Regions from separate parts of the Homo sapiens genome. Here region 2 is linked to region 1. Evidence: read pairs that join two places in POLR2A ChIA-PET (ENCODE). Cell type or tissue: PC-9. All regions are shown on one strand. Each heading gives the region's core, and the rest is flanking DNA. Links, peaks and the distances in the headings are about the cores only.

Region 1 (8,618 bases), core at 216-8,215:
AGAGATTAAACAAACTGAAATCCTGGAGCTGAAAAATACGATGAACAAAATGAATGCAGTAGAGAATATCAACAGCAGAATCTATCAGATACAAAAATCTGAGCTTGAAGACAAGCTATTTGAAAACACATAGCTGGAGGAGAAACAATTAAAAAAAGGGTAAAAGGGAATGAAGAAGTTTACAGAACAATGCAACAGTATCAAAAGAGCAAATATTTGGGTTACTGGGCTTCAAGAGGGAATTGAGAATGACAAATGGGAAGAAAGCTTATTCAAAGAGATAATAACACAAAACTTCCCAAAACTAGAGAAAGATACAAATTATCCAGGTACAGAAAGGTCAAAGGTTACCAATCAGATACAGCCCAAATAAGTGTACCCCAAGAAATACCATAATCAAATTCTCAAAGATCAAAGACAAAAATATTTTGAAAGCAACAAAAGCAGCAAATAACATATAAGGAAGTCCCAATCTGTCTAGCAATAGACTTCTCAGCAGAAACCTTATAAGTCAGGATGAGTGAGATGATATATTCAAATTGTTAAAGAAAAAAAAAGATTGGGGGTGGGGGGGGGGGGGGTGGGCTGTCAACCAAGAATACTGTACCCAGCACAGCTATCCTTTAGAAATAAAGCAGAGATAAAGACTTTGCCAGACAAATGAAAACTAAGAGAATTTATCATCATCAGATATGTCTTACAAGAAATGTTAAAAAAAAATAGGCCAGGAACAATGGTTCACATCTGTAATCTCAGCCCTTTGGGTGGCCAAGGTGGAAGGACTGCTTGAGCTCAGGAGCTCAAGGCCTTGGGTGGCATACCAAGACTTTGACTCTACTAAAAATGAAAATTAAAAAATCAGCTGGGTGTGGTGGCGTGTGGCTGTAGTCCCAGATACTTGGGAGGCTGGGGTGGGAGGATCATTCAAGTCCATGAGATCAAGACTGCAGTGAGCCATGATCGCACCACCGCCCTCTAGCCTGAAGGACAGAGTGAGACCCTGTCTCGAACATACAAGCAAACAAAAAATGCTAAAAACAGTTCTTTAAATGAAGAAAGAGACTCTAATGTGTAACAAGAAAACATCTTAAAGGTATAAAACTCACTAGTAAGTATACTGGAAGATGGAATACTATAATACTATAAATGTGATACATAAAGCACTTGTATCTTTAATATGAAGGCTAAAAGACAAAACTATTAAATAATAACTATTTTAATTTGCCAAGAGATGGGTAATATAAGATGTAAAATGGGACATCAAAAATTACAAATGTGGGAGAAAATGGAGTTAAAAGTAGAGTTTGCTTTTTCTTTCTTTTCCTATCTTTACAATCAAAGTTGGGTTGCTATCAGTTTCAAATATCTCATTTTAAGATTTTTTTCATAAGCTTCATGGTAACTGCAAAGCAAAAACCTATAAGAAATACACCAAAAATAACAGGGAAACCATCAAAACACATTACTAGAGAAAATCACCTAACCATAAAGAAAGACAACAAGAGAACATAAATAGCCAAAGTAATCTAAAGCAAAAAGAACAAAGCTGGAGGCATCATACTACTTGACTTCAAAACACATTACATAGCTATAGTAATCAAAATAGCATGCTACTGGTATAAAAAAGACACACAAATCAATGGAACAGAAGACAGTCCAGAAATAAATCATCTATCTACAGTTTATTAATTCTTGACAAAGGGGCCAAGTACACTCAATGGGAAAAGGGCAACAAGTGGTGTTGGGAAAACTGGATATCCACATGAGAGAATGAAATTAGATTCTTATCTCTCACCACAGACAAAACTCAACTCAAAATGGATTAAAGACTTAAATGTAAGACCCCAAACTACAAAATCACAAGAAGAAAATATGGAGGAAATATAGGGGAAAGCTCCATGTCACTGGTCTAGGCAAGAATATTTTGGACAAAACCTGAAAAGCATGGGCAACAAAAGCAAAAACAGTTTGAGCATTCTAAATCCAAAACTCTAAAACGCTCCAAATTTTTTTTTTTTTTTTTTAAAGATAGGGTCTCACTCTGTTACCCAGGCTGGAGTGCAGTGGTACAATCATTGCTCATTAGCAACCTTGAAACATTGAGCTCAAGTGATCCTCCCACCTTAGCCTCCCAAGTAGCTAAGACTACAGGTGGGCTCCACTATGCCTAGCTAATTTTTATCTTTTGTAAAGACAGGGTCTTGCTACATTGCCCAGGCTGGTCTTGAACTGATGGCATCAAGTGATCCTCCTGCCTTGACCCCCCCAAATTGTTGGGATTATAGGCGTGAGCCACTATGAAACCTTTTGATTGCCAACATGATACTCGAACTAAATGCTTATTGGAACGTTTTGAATTTTCAAAATTTGATTTGGAATGCTCAACCACTAAGTATAATGCAAATATTCCAGAACCTGAAAAAATCCCAAATCCAAAACACTCTGGTTGTAAGCATTTCAGATACAGGATATTTAACCTGTATAGACAAATGGAATTGTATCAAACTAAAAATCTTCTGCATAGTAAAGGTAACAATCAACAGAGCAAGGATGCCAGTCATAGACTGGGAGAACACATTTACAAACTACACAACTGATAAAGGGTTAATACCCAAATATAAAGAACTCAAACACTCAATAACAAACAAATAACCTGATCAAAAAATGGGCAAAAGGCCTACATAGACATTTCTCCAAAAAAAGAACATACAAACAACCCACAGGTGTATGAAAAAATGTTCAACATCACTAATCATCAAAAAATGCAAGTCAAAACTATAATGAGATATCACATCACTCTAGTTAGAATAGGTACTCTCAAAAAATCAAAAGATAGCAGGTGTTGATGAGGGTATGGATAAAAGGGAACCCTTATACACTGCTGGTGGGAATGTATAGCCATTATGGAAAACAGCATGAAGGCTACTCAAAAAATTTTAAACAGAACTACCACATGATCCGATAAATCCCACTACTGGGTATATATATCCAAAGAAAATGAAATCAGTATGTTTTACAGATATCTGCACTCCTATGTTTATTACAGCATTATTCACAATAGCCAAGATATGGAATCAACCTAAATGTCTATCAAAGAGAATAACTATTTTTATGTTTCTTGTTACATATTCCCAACTTTTTTGTACCCATTAACCCATCCTTCCCTACCCGTTTTTCCCTGCTCCCCTCTCGTCCTCTCATAACTACCATTCTACTCTCTACCTCTATGAGAACAACCTTTTAGATTCCACCTATGAATGAGATCATGTGGTATTTGTCTTTCTGTGCCTGGCTTAGTGTCCTCTAGGTACATTCACGTTGTCTGAAATGACAAGATTTCATTATTTATGACTGAATAATATTCCATTGTGTATATATACTATATTTTATTTATCCACTTACAAGACTTCATTTAAAAAGTTGGGAATATAAAACAAGAAATTTAAAAATAGTGTTTCTCTTTGACATAGAATTATAAAACTCAAGAAATCTAACCTAAGATAATAATTAGAAATTTTTGTTATATAGAATGGTCAATTCAATAATTTTAAAATTAATAATATGTTCAATGCACTGTATTGGGCACAGACAGACTCCCTTATAAAGCTTACAAATATCAGGGCTTTAAACCAACTTTAGAAAAGAGAAAGTTCAAGATGCTACCTAAGTGTCATAACAAAAGAATTTCAAGTCAGCTAGCGAATAAAGAAAGGTTTCCCTTATTTGTGCCCTTGATTAGTTAACAGCAGTATATGCAGCTGATATACTGCTGTGTAAACACACTTTTATTTCAAGTTATGTTAAAAATAAGAACTTTAAAAATAGAGGGAAAGATAAATTAAGAGGGATTTCCATTTTATTTTTCAAAGTTTTCCATGTTTTCTCTATTTTTTTGACAATAAAATTTTCTCCACTTCTTTTTTTAACCTTGCCTAATAAGGAAAAGACATTATTTAAAAGAAACCAAAAGAACCAAAAGTAATATTAACTTTATTTCAATTGTGGAAAATGTAAAAGCTTATAATCATATCTTATACTACATTATATCTGCTACTTAACCTTGCCACTTTCATTCAACACAATTCTACTACAAGGGACCAAACTACAGACTACACAGTACATTGTAATTAAATTACCTCATGTGCCAGTCAAGTATTTCAAATACACAAATGTGATAATATGTATTTGGTAAATACAATGACTTTTACTTTGTACAATAATGAAATTCTTATTTTTAGACTCAAACATAAACTGACATTTTCAATTTAATATACTTCAACAAACTCACAGTAAAGTTAAGAAAAACACTGAAATAAGAACAAGACCAGATTCAAAGAACAAAATGAAAATGGACTGTCACTCGTGACCAAGTACTTCATTTAGGGAGAGACAGGAGAGGATGTTTACTCCTCACTGGCCCAGTTCCCAGAGTAGTGAAAAAGCTGTTACTCTCTCTACATTTCAGAAATATAAAACAGTCTGACCTGATAGATGCCAAGAAATGTTAGAGTACCCATAAAAACTCACTGGATACAATGATTCATATACTATGTTAGCTAGAAGGAATTTCAAAAACCATTTAGTCTAACTTTCTTGATTTTAGTCTTGGGGAAAGCATGCTTAAAGCAGCTAAGCAACCAGCTGTCAGAGACCTGGCTGGGTTCAGCTTACTAGTCCTTCTGACTCCTGGTAAATTGCGTTTTTATTTACTCCATACCATCTTCTTCCAGGGGCCCTCTGAAATACCCGTTTATCTATATTTGAACTACATCTTGACCAGATTGATTTGCATTAATAGATATTACCTGCCTTAAGCCAGGGATATTAGCAGAACACATTTCTTCTTCTCTAATTTCATCCTAATCCAACATTCTGTGCCTCAAAAGGAAAGTGCTCTCAACTAGAAAGCAAGAAACCAGTTCAAACACAAGCCCAGTGTACTGGCTATCCAATTCAAGCGTATTATCCTACTTATCTGTACCTGTTTGCTTATCTATCTTTCGGTTTCCCTATCATACAAGGTTTAAAAAAAAACTTTATTCAAAACATGCATTGAGTTCTAGGTAATGAAATATAAAGATAAAAATGACCTGATCCTTCTTTCTTTCTGGTATTCAATTTATTAAAGAAGACAGACATGAAAACCAAATATAATTTGAAAGAGCAGCAAAGGCTTCACACAAATGTAGGCCATATTGTGTTTTTTGTTTGTTTGTTTTGAACAGAAGGCTCAGTTAGAATGTTGTGTTATGGAAATAATGAAGCATTTGGCATCAGAATGACCATGTATAAATTCTGATACTGCAATCATGCTAAAGCTTCGATTTCCTCATCTGTGAAATGGAATTATTATAACTGCCTGACCATATTATTTTTAAGTCTCATAACGGCCATGCCCACTGAAAAAATATGCTTTCATAGCAACAGTACAGTTTCTGGCACATAGTTGGTACTGAAGCAGATAGTGCTGGGTGCCTACATAATAGCATCCTCCTATTATCCTCACTTAAAAAACAATAATAAAAAAGAAAACCTCCCATTTTGTTAGATGAAACAATGTCTACAGCTAAAATTCTCATTTCACCAGGCTCTCCTGCAGCCAGAAGTAACCACATTACCAAGTTTCATCAAAGAGAACTAAATCCAGGATTTTGATGAAAGCTTTTACTTCTCCTTTTCTATTTGCCAAGAATGCAGACCCAAGGCTTGAAAGTACAGCAGTCATCTTGTAACGAGGAACAAACAGGACAAAACCCAATACACTAAGGATGGCAGAGCAGAAAGAGAGAGAGCCTGGGTCCCTGATGGCCTTACTGGGCACTGCTATACAAGCCCTAGACTGGCTACCTTTCTACTTCTTGTTTCTGGGTCCCTGATGGCCTTACTGAACTGCTACACAAGCCCTAGACTGGCTACCTTTCTACTTCTTGTTTCAGATGGAAAATAAATCCCTATTTGGTTAAGGCAAGATCATATAGGGCCCTGTAGGCCATATAAAGACTGGTGTTTTTTTTTTTTTGAGACGGAGTCTCGTTCTGTCGCCCAGGCTGGAGTGCAGTGGCACAATCTCCGCTCACTGCAAGCTCCGCCTCCCGGGTTTACGTCATTCTCCTGCCTCAGCCTCCGGAGTAGCTGGGACTACAGGCGCCCACCACCACACCCGGCTAATTTTTTTGTATTTTTAGTAGAGACGGGGTTTCACTGTGTAAACCGGATGGTCTCGCTCTCCTGATCTCGTGATCCGCCCGCCTTGGCCTCCCAAAGAAGACTTTGGTTTTTACTTTGAATGAAATGGAAACTCAGGGCAGGGTTTCAGCAAAGAAATGATATAGTCTGACCTGTGTTAAGAAATAATAGATTTCAAGGGAGGCAGGGCAACATGTTGCGAAGCTATGGTGCATTGTTACAAAATGGCCTCAAGTGAATCCTGCCTCTTTGCATTCACACCCTTCCACATGGACTCTGAGGGTAGTCTTCTGAGGGACTCTGACTAAAGTGACATTCTACTGATGTGCAGGAGTTCCAAGTACAGGCTTCAAGAGAGCTCATAGCTTGTTTTTGCTCTTAGAAACCAACTGCTATATAAAGAAGTCCAAACTATCCTGCTTGAAAGAGAGACAACATGGAAGACGAGAGAAACCATGTGGAAAGAGGCCATGTGTATGAGAACAAAAGCTTTCCAGCTGAGGCACCAGACATGTGAGTGAAGCCACAGTAGGCATTCCAGTCCAGCTTAGCCACCAGCTGAATACAGCTGCATAAGTGAGCCCAGTTGAGACCAGGAAAAGAAACACCTAGTATACCCGAAGAATCTTGAGATGAGCTTGCTATGCTGCAATAGACACATAATAAAGAGGCTATTGTACTAATCTAGGCAAGAAATGATGATAGCTCTAAGCAGTCTTTTCAAATACAATTATTATCGATTACTTTCTGTGGACTCCTACTGGATAACAACTGTAACAATTTAATTTAAAAGACGGAAATGTTGGCTGGGCGCAGTGGCTCATGCCTGTAATCCCAACACTTTGGGAGGACGAGGCGGGCAGATCACCTGAGGTCAGGAGTTCAAGACCAGCCTGGCCAACATGGAGAAACCCCATCTCTACTAAAAATACAAAATTAGCCGGGCATGGTGGCACATGCCTGTAATCCCAGCTACTCAGGAGGCTGAGGCAGGAGAATCGCTTGAACCCAGGAGGCAGAGATTGTGGTGAGCCGAGATCGTGTCATTGCACTCCAGCCTGGGCACAAGAGCGAAACTCCATCTAAAAAAAAAAAAAAAAAAAGATGGGGATGTTAATAACATCACTGGACATTGGCTATAGACTTGTGGGGGGAAAAAGACATGATCTATATTAAGCTAAATATGAGTTCATAATGACGTCTCCAACTTGAATCTATCAAAACACAGATCACTCTAGCCTCCTCCCGTTGATTATCTGTAAATCCCAACTCCAACAGTGAGAAACCTGGCTCCTACCATCTACCATCCATTTACTGAATCATTCAATTCCAGTAAAACGTATAGCAGGATCAGAACTGTTAACCCATGCCCCCATGGGAAACAACTTTATCAACGAAAGTACAGTAGTTATATGGTTATCTATTTTTCTGTAAATCTAAACCTGTTCAAGAATAAAGTCCATTAAAAAAACAAAAACAAAATAACCCTTACACTCAGGAGTGTATGTCTAGTGAGAAGAAAGACATTAGATAAGCAAACCACAATTAAAAATTTTGATAACAGCAAAGAATGAAAAACCTGCTTGTAATTTAGGTTAAAATATCAAGAAAAGTAGTATTTATTTTCCTTCTCCAGAAAAGTAGTATTTATTGAGACCTGAGAGATGACTGAGTTATCCAAAAGGAGAAAAAGAAACATGTGCCTGCTTGAAGAACCAAAACAAAAATTAACTGTCAAATTTCTGGTTCTCAACAAGATTGAGTAGGCTTATATCTCTTCACTCCAGCCCACATAAATTCAACTAAACACCCTGGACTTAATACAGCAGAGAAGGTAGAAGGAAAAAAACAGACCAGTTAGGAACTTCAGGTCTTGAGGAAGACAAGATATGAATTCTCTGGGTTTTCCTTTAATAGACTTCTCCAGATTGTGCCAGAAGTCTGTAACCCAAAACCAAAGAATAAAAAAAAAAAAAAAAAAGCCCCAAGAAAAACCTGCTCTCTTTAGCCAAATAACTGCAAAACAGGGCAGCCCAGTAAGACAGAAATCTTTTTGAAATACCAACCCTACCGCAGCCAGGCATCTCAGATGCTTCCTACCTTGCTGTTAGAGGGTGCTGAGTGGGGATCTGGACTTCCCATCTGGCAAGAGTAGGTGGTCCGGTTAGTATTATCAAATTGGAAGAAAAAAGTGTAGATTAAAATGGAAGATTTGTACACTTCACCTATGTGGAGAATGTCAATACTAATAATCTGATAAATTACACATGCATATTATAATACCCAAAGGAACTACAAAACAAAAAAAGAGTGATATACGGAGAAACACTGTAAGAAATCAAAATGGAATTCTAAAAAAATACACATGTAGCCCACAGGTCAAGAAAAGGGAAATGGGAATGAACAGAAAACAATAAAATAGCAAACTTAAG
Region 2 (8,618 bases), core at 152-8,151, 77 kb after region 1:
TGAAATCTTACAGCTGATTTATGATAAAAGCTCAATATTTTCCAAATTTGATAACGGTCCTAAAATGTGGAAAAAGCATTACAGATTATGTTTTGAAATTAATTAGTAAAATATTATGTTATTTTTCTGGATGTTTGTGGTATCTGTCAGTTTTTCAAGACTTGTAATTTGTTGTGATTTCTCCTTGTCTATGAGTTTTCATTTTTGAACCTAATTTTTTGTATTCATCATTTTGTGTTTTCTTAAAAAATGTATTCCTAAATTACGTTAGCTTTAGGGATCATAAAACCTGGACCCATGCATGTACCCAACCCATTCTCTTGGCATCATTTGTATATTGAAATATTTGTCTTTCTCTAGAGAGTTTATAGAGCTCCCCAAAGGCTCTCTAGTTCTTTTTCTGTTTTAGGAGAAAGGGGGACTCACCCTGAAAAGTTGGCTCAGGATGTCGATCCCAGTGGATCCAGATAGTAGCATACCAATGTTCTCTTGCTTCTGCTTGTCTCATAGGAGTGGGGCTGTGTTTTCACAGCTTTTACCTTTCCTCATCTGAGACATATGATCGGGTCTAAGCCACATTACTGTCTGTAAGGACTGACTCCTTAGTATGCTATGCATACCCACAAATCCAGTAACTCTAGTTCTCCTGGTCGGGTGGGGCACATGCCCTGCCATCTTAAAAAGATTTATGGTATCTTCTCTGTAAGCCTTCCCCTTAGTGGAGGCTATCTATCTGCATGTACTCTTTAGACTCCAGCCTCTCATTAGGATAAAGCGGGGCTATTATCTCAGGGTCCCTAGTTTGGGGAGGAGGGGGCACACAAATGACTCTCAGAGAACTTAGGAGTCCATGATGTTTCCTACCAGGATACAGTTGGATTCACACATAGACTCTCATAGTATCTGAGCTGCATTGTAATCATTGCTAGACTGTCCTACATGCCAAGTAAGCTTTGAGTAGTAACTATATTTTCCGAGTTGAAAACAGAAAAACAGTGGGAAATTTTTGAGTGTCCTTGTAGGGGTTATAGAAATATGTAAAATCTGAATTGTCCTGGAAAATCTGGAAAAACATGTATTTAAAGAGCAGTTTACTGGTGTTTAAAATGACCCTAGGTTGCTGTGCACTTTGAATTCCTTTAGCTGTTCTTCATGTTTCATCTCTTCCTTGCTGTCAGGTTAGTAATGGTCATTTCTTGCTGCTGTCTATGAGTCTGCCAGTTAACAGTCTTTCTTCATAGTATAGGTAGTGGTTTTCATAGTGAGTCTGGAGCCAGGCTGTTTGGGTGGAAATCTCAGATCTGCCATATAAAAGCCACGTAACTGTGGGCAAGTTACTTAACCTTTCTGCTCTTCAGTTTTCTCATGTATGAAGTGGCAGATAATAGTAGTACCTACGTCATAAGGTTGCCAGGAAGATTAAGTGAAATAAAATGCTTAAAGCAATGCCCTGAAAATAATAGGTGCTCAATAAATGTCTGTTATTGTTATCCTCTTTCTCATTTGCTATTTCAGATCTCCTAAGGACTTGGAAAACAGACAATCAACTCCTTCGAACTCTAAATAAGATAAAAATTCAGCCGAGTGTGGTGGCATGCACCTGTAGTTACAGCTACTCAGGAGACTGAGGTAGAAGGATCACTTGAGGCCAGGAGTTGGAGTCTGCAGTGAGCTAAGATTGTGCCCCTGCACTCCTGACTGGGTGACAGACAGACCCTCTCTCTTGAAAGAAAAAAAATAATAATTAATTTTTAAAAATAAATAAGATAAAATTGCATAGTCTGTGAGTGCATAACCAAAAAGCCTAATTAGTAAAGTTTTTGAGCATTAATGTGGCTGTCCTATTCAGGCAGGAAAAAGCTTTAATGAGGAATCATTTTTTTTTTTTTTAAAGTGATGCTTATCTGACCCGGTCCTTATGATTAACAAAATCTTGACCCCAATTATCAGTCTAGACAAATAATTTTTTTTTTTTTTTTTTTTTTTTTTTTTTTTTTTTTTTTTTTTTTTTGAGAGGGAGTCTCACTCTGTCGCCCAGGCTGGAGTGCAGTGGCGCGATCTCTGCTCACTGCAAGCTCCGCCTTCCGGGTTCACGCCATTCTCCTGCCTCAACCTCCCGAGTAGCTGGGACTACAGGCGTGCCCGCCACCACGCCCGGCTAATTTTGTTTTTGTATTTTTAGTAGAGACGGAGTTTCACCGTGTTAGCTAGGATGGTCTCGATCTCCTGACCTCGTGATCCACCCGCCTTGGCCTCCCAAAGTACTGGGATTACAGGCGTGAGCTACTGCACCCGGCCTAGACAAATAATTTTAATGTTATACAAAGTCGTATTTAATTTAAGTCTTTATAATAGTGACAAAAACATGAAAATGGCTTGGCCTGAAATACGAGTATATAACTTGCAAGTAGCAAGTGATGCCCAGAATAAATTTTAAATAATATTCTGTGTAGTTCTCATGTTGATTTCTAATGTTCTAAGTACAGCAACTGGTGCCAACTTTAGTCAATAGAGGATAAAGGAAACATCTCTGTCCTTGTTCAGTTTAGATTCTTTTCTTTCATCATCCTGATTTTCACAAGCTTCAGCAGTTATTAATTCTAGCTATCCTTCCTCCTTGTTGGTCCACAGCAGACCTATGCAAGGCTGCAAATTTCAGGGCATGATCAGCCTTGAACTAATTCTGAGACAATATCTTTTCTCTCTGTGATGAAAGTGACTGGAGATTATGAGGCTCAGCACATAGAAGTCTCTCAATAAATACTTATTAAATGAATGAATGATTGCTTTGGTTTTAGTGAAAGAGAATAATACACGTGGTCTATAAAAACTCTCTGAATTGCACAGGAATCACTAAGCCTAAACTGTTGTGTTTCTTGTGTCACACTATTAAACATCATCCTGAGTCTTTCAGCCAGGACTTGTATTGTTTGGTGCATGCACGGAATCATATATGCACGAGGCTATATATTCACAAATTGTGTAATACTTGTTTTGGTAGGTAAGAGGTCTTTTTGCTTGGTTTACCTGGATGGGTAACATTGTGGGATAGTGGATTGCAGATAGGAAAACAGTGAATATCATTGTTAAACATGTTAAAATTCATTTAAGTTAAAATTTTTTATTTTGCTTTAATTCCATTGCCTATGGTCAATCTTTTTTAGGTTCCTTTTGTCTCAGAAAACTTTGTTTACAAGCATTCAATGCACTAATAGTAGCATTGTTTTTATTACATTTTCTGTATTAGAGATTATAATATGCTTCTAAACACCTGATAAAGAATAAGAAAAGGGAGCAGTTAAATAAGTGACCTAAAATCAGGACTAAATTAAAAACAAGCTTAAAGGTTTGCTGTGAACAAAAAAAATTTAAAATTTAGTTGCTCCACCTAGTGGTGAACCGTTATATGACTTTAGTGAAGAGATTTTAGTTTTTCACGTTGAAGATTCTATTCAAATTTTGTTCTGGTAGGTAGAAAAAAGTATTTAATGGACTTACTATCTTATTGTGCCATTTAAAATAACAAAATTTACACAACATGGAAAGAAAACCACTACTTAATGAATCTAAATAAACGTGAAGACACATCTGTAACCAACTCAAATTTCATATTATGTCTTTCTCAATCAGCCTAGGAATTAGCATCAACATTTATACCTGTAGCTATACCCAACCTAAAATTATATATCACCCTGAAAGTTTAGGCCTGGCCCGAGTTAATAGGAGATAAATGTTAATAGGGAGATCAACCCCTCTGCAGTTAAGATCATGGGTTTTTTGATTCAGGCCTTAATAAGGCCTGAGAAATGTTCTAAGTTGTATAAAAATATCAACCTAGCCAAAAGATATTTAGAAATCAAGATTACATGTTTACCTGAATGTAATACATTGCCGTGGTTAACAATGGGCTCTAAGCCAGGCTACTTGAGTTCAAATTCTGCAAAGTGTTTATTAGCTGTATGACCTTTGTGCCTTGGTTTCTTCATTTATGAAATGAAAATACTATCTCTCTCACAGAGTTATAAAGTTAAATGAGATACTGCCTGGAAAGCACTTGGAATTGCACCTGACACAGAATAAGTACTCCCATAAAAAATTTTTTAGTATCATTATTGACTTCATTTTCTGTATTTGTGATTTTTTTTTTTTGGTGTTTAATTGAACTCTGCCAAGTACTCAGATAGTTTGGCAAGACATTGGGAATCTCCTGCTTCTCTGACTCAGTGAAGTGTTCCCACCCTGGGAGGGACAACAATCCAAATCCCATTCTACCACATTATTTTTTTTACATATTATTATAACTATTTTATTATTTTAGAGATGGAGACTCCCTGTGTTGCCCAGGCTGGACTCAATCAAACTTCTGGGCTCACACAATCTTCCCATCTCAGCCTCCCGAGTAGCTGGGACTACAGGCACCTGCCACCATGCCCGACTTAAACATTATTGATATGGTCAGTCATTCACTTTCCAAATTCAGCTCTCTTTCTCAGAATTTCAGCACTCACTGGAAAGGAGAAATAGTGTGCTTGCTCCTGGGCATGCCCCAATGTCTGTTTATTTCCTCCTCAGCACTTCAAAACCATGATTTGATTTTAGTCTTTTCTGACAGCAAAGCAAAAGTTTGATCAGAAAACATGGAAGGACAGATTCCATTAGTCTACTTGTATACATATTCTAGGAAAACAGCATGCTGGGTTGAGCATGTTAGACTACATTTTTTGGAAGGGTGTCAGCCATGAAAATACCTTTTTTTCCAGGATCTAATTGCAGATTACCTTAAACATATCAGAAAGCTTAAAAACATTGACCGTGGAGCCAGAATTCCCAGTTTTAAAGCTTATCTCTACCAATTTGTTAGTTGAATAACTTTGGGCAAATTATTGACTTCCGTGAGCCAGTTTTTATACATTTGTAAAAGCGAAATAAAAGAAGCTATCTTAAAAGTTGTTCTGCAAAGTATATGAACTAATATGTATAAAGTATTAATAGCTGGAATACTGCTTGGTGTGTAGTAAGTACTGTGTAAGGGTTACTTGTTACAGAGTCATTATCTGTGGATGCTCATTATTCTGTGGAGGATGAAATATTGTATCCAAATTCAACATAGGAAGAGACTTATTCTTTGCCTTTCATCCTTTTGTGGTATCTTTATATACACTTTTTTCTTTCTTTTTCTTTTTTTTTTTTCCAAGATGGAGTCTTGCTCTGTCACCCAGGCTGGAGTGCAATGGTGTGATCTCGGCTCACTACAAGCTCCGCCTCCCGGGTTCAAGTGATTCTCTTGCCTCAGTCTCCTGAGTATCTGGGATTACAGGCACCCACCATCATGCGTGGCTAATTTTTGTGTTTTTGTAGAGATGGAGTTTCACCATGTTGGCCAGGCTGGTTCTTGAACGCCTGACCTCAGGTGATCCACCCGTCTCTGCCTCTCAAAGTGTTGAGATTACAGGCATGAGCCAGTGGGCCCGGCTTATACTCTTTTCTTGACTCTGGTCTTGAATTTTCTTTGCCTCTTCCCAGCCTTTTACTTCCAATTTTTCTTCTTAGATGGTACTGTCCACTTCAGAAACTCTTTTCTCCTATTAATACACTTTTCTCTAACCTTTTCAATTCTTCATGTCAAGGACATGAAGTACGTCTGTTCTATACGTGTTTCCAATGCCTTGCATGGAGCTATAGTAGGTGTTCAATAGACACGCATAAGTGAAGTACACAGAAAAACCAGCTTGCAGCCAGTGGCTCACGCCTGTAATCCCAGCACTTTGAGAGGTCAATGTGGGCAGATCATGAGGTCAGGAGTTCAAGACCAGCCTGGACAAGATGGTGAAACCCTGTCTCTACTAAAAATACAAAAATTAGCCGGGTATGGTGGTGGGCACCTGTAATCCTAGCTACTCAGGAGGCTGAGGCAGAGAATTGCTTGAGCCTGGGAAGCAGAGGCTGCAGTGAGCCGAGATTGCGCCACTGCCTCCAGCCTGGGAGACAGAGTGAGACTTAGTCTCAAAAACAAACAAACAAACAAAAACAAACAAACAACAAAAAATTAAAACCAGCTTGCATTTGCACCTGAAGTTTGTGATTGTCTCTGAAAAGAATGCCTACAATTATAACAATTATTTTTATTTACTTAGCAATCATAAATGCCAGGCACTGTACTACGGATTTCATGTAGCATGATCTCATTTAATGGCATCAGCAATTTTTGGGGGCGGGGGTGGAATCCTGTTAGTTTCTTTTAAAAACGTTTTAATTGACAAATAAAAACTATGTATTTATTATGTACAACATCATTTTGAAATATGTATATTTTGTGAAATGACTAAATCAAGCTAATTAACATATGCATTACATCACACATTTTTTGTGCGTGTGTGGTAGGAACACTTAAAAGCTACCCTCTAAGCAATTTTCAAGAATACAATACCTTGTTATTAACTATAGTCATCATATTGTACAATAGATCTTTTGAACTTATTCCTGCTGTCTAACTGAAATTTTATATCCTTTGACCAACATCTTCCCCCCTACTCCCCACCCCCAGCCTTTGGTAACCACCATTATACTGTCTACTTCTATGAGTTCAACTTTTTTACATTCTACATATGAGATCTTATGCTATTTGTCTCTGATTGCCTGGCTTATTTCACTTAATGTCCTCCAGGTTTATTTATCCATGTTGTGGCAAATGACAGGATTTCCTTCTTTTAAAAGGGTGAATAGGATTACATTGTGTATATGTACCACAGTTTTTTGGTATATTCATCTGTTGATGGACACTTAGACTGATTCTCTTAGTTATTATAAATAATGCTTCAGTGAACATGGGAATACAGATGTTTCTTAGGCTTATTCCCTATCTTAACTATTATAAATAATACTGCAATGAACATGGAAGTGCAGCTATCCCTTCAATATACTGATTTCCTTTCCTTTGGGTACATAACCAGTAGCGGGATTGCTAGATCCCTATTAGTTTCAATTTACAAATCAGGCAGTTGAGTTTCAGAAAATATAAATTACATGCCCAAAGTGTCATTTGCTAATGACCAAAGCATCTTTCTTCTGAAAGAGCCCCCTATTTGTTATTGGAGACTGCCTTCATTTTTTTATTCCTCTTAATATGTTGGATGCAGCTATAGTTTTTTGGTCTACTATCTCTTGCCAGGCAAGCACGTTTGCTGAACTTCCCTAGAGAACTACACATTTGAGAGGTTACGAGTTCAAATACTATGGGAGCCATACAGAGAACATAAGGAGTGAGGTATACCAAGTATTTTTTGTATGAGGGGTACGGACTGTGTCTACATGGGAGCAGTTCTAACTTAACTCCAGCCGAATATAGTCAGCAGAAAAACAGACCAAATGTTGACATACATTCTGATTTTTCAAGAGCAGCCGGATATCTTGAGTTTTATGGGTAACCTCTGAATTCCAAACCTGAAATTTAAGTATTGTCTCAAAGTAAGAATCTTATATAGGCCACATAGAATAGGCCTGTAGGCCATATCTAGCCCTTGGGCACCTATACACTAAAAACAGTGGAGGCCCTGGTTCCTCTAACTCTGAAACTAAGCTCCAGGCCCAATGACAGGGACAAGCATAAGCTGCAAATAGTTGTCATCAGCCTAGGGGATGCATGTGCATATGAGGAGCAGAGGTTTCTCCATCAGCAAATAAGTTGTTGTGCAGTTTTTTTTTTCTTCTTTTTGATGCTGTCTCTTGACTGGGAGCTTGATAATTCCTATTGTTAGCAAACTCAAGCAAGCGCTTGACTTGGAATACCTCCCTGTCTCTTTAGGTTTCCTAAATAAGCACTTTTTATTTTAATTCTCTGTGAAGAAAAACAACTGTGCATAGTAATTCATTCAATGGGGTGAGAGATTGAATATAAATAACTGAATCTCTTAGAAGGTTAAATTTAAAAAGAACCCCACTGAAACAGAGAGAGAGAGAGAGAGAATATAGACCATCATTCTGGTTCTAGCCACCAAGTCTAGCAGATTGGCTTTCTTCTAATCTACATAATCCTCTAGTTGCCTGACTCCAAGCTTCATGAGGGGAGGGGCCTTGTCTTGTCACAGCAGTATCCCCAGGCTCTAGTACGTTGTCTTAACACAATGTAGGGGTTCAATAAATATTTGTTAACTCTCAGCCTTTCAACTTAGATGATATCTTGTCACCCTAAATTTTGTATGTTCAAATCTGAATGTCTCCATATCAGCTCCCTTCTGGACCTCCTGGTTTCTATAAATGGCATTGTTAGTTTCTTATTCATGAAAGCTTGGAAGCTTCGAGTCACCTTGGAAATCCCTTGTTTTCCTCATCCTGTCAGTCGCCAGGTCCTGTTAATCTTCAGTGAGTAATGTCGGTTATATCCTCGCTATCCTTCCCTTCCCTGTCCACGTCACTCTAGCCTAAGCCCCCTGTGACCTCATGCCACAGGGACCAGTGCAATCATTGCTTAACTGCTCTCCTCAGTTTTATGCCTTCCTCTCCCTAATATGTTTATCACAGGAAAACAAATTTTTGAGGACTTGAGCCTTTGGGGTTTCCCATTATTTATTACTGAGTCTAGACTTAGCTTTTCATTGCAGACAAGTCACAATTCATTCACA

The links. Peaks named below come from ENCODE experiments on the same cell type or tissue, not always from the same donor. Only the 100,000 strongest peaks of a DNase experiment are listed, where the experiment ranks them.
Region 2: POLR2A ChIA-PET joins it to region 1 with 11 read pairs; 4 of 35 experiments call an interaction of 5 or more read pairs at or near these places.

What each region holds. Positions count from the first base shown.
Region 1 is chr1:88,727,566-88,736,183 of GRCh38, reverse strand. All of the region lies in intron 1 of PKN2 (protein kinase N2), which reads right to left. Among named protein-coding and RNA genes, the nearest start is that of PKN2-AS1, 47 kb to the right of the region's middle. In PC-9, for the core only: no CTCF peak of the experiment used is centred there; no DNase peak of the experiment used is centred there; H3K27ac peaks cover 641 bases.
Region 2 is chr1:88,650,657-88,659,274 of GRCh38, reverse strand. The region is part of intron 1 of PKN2-AS1 (PKN2 antisense RNA 1); the gene reads left to right. Among named protein-coding and RNA genes, the nearest start is that of PKN2, 29 kb to the left of the region's middle. In PC-9, for the core only: CTCF peaks have their summits at 3,173 and 3,380 (motif pointing left); a DNase peak (open chromatin) is centred at 634.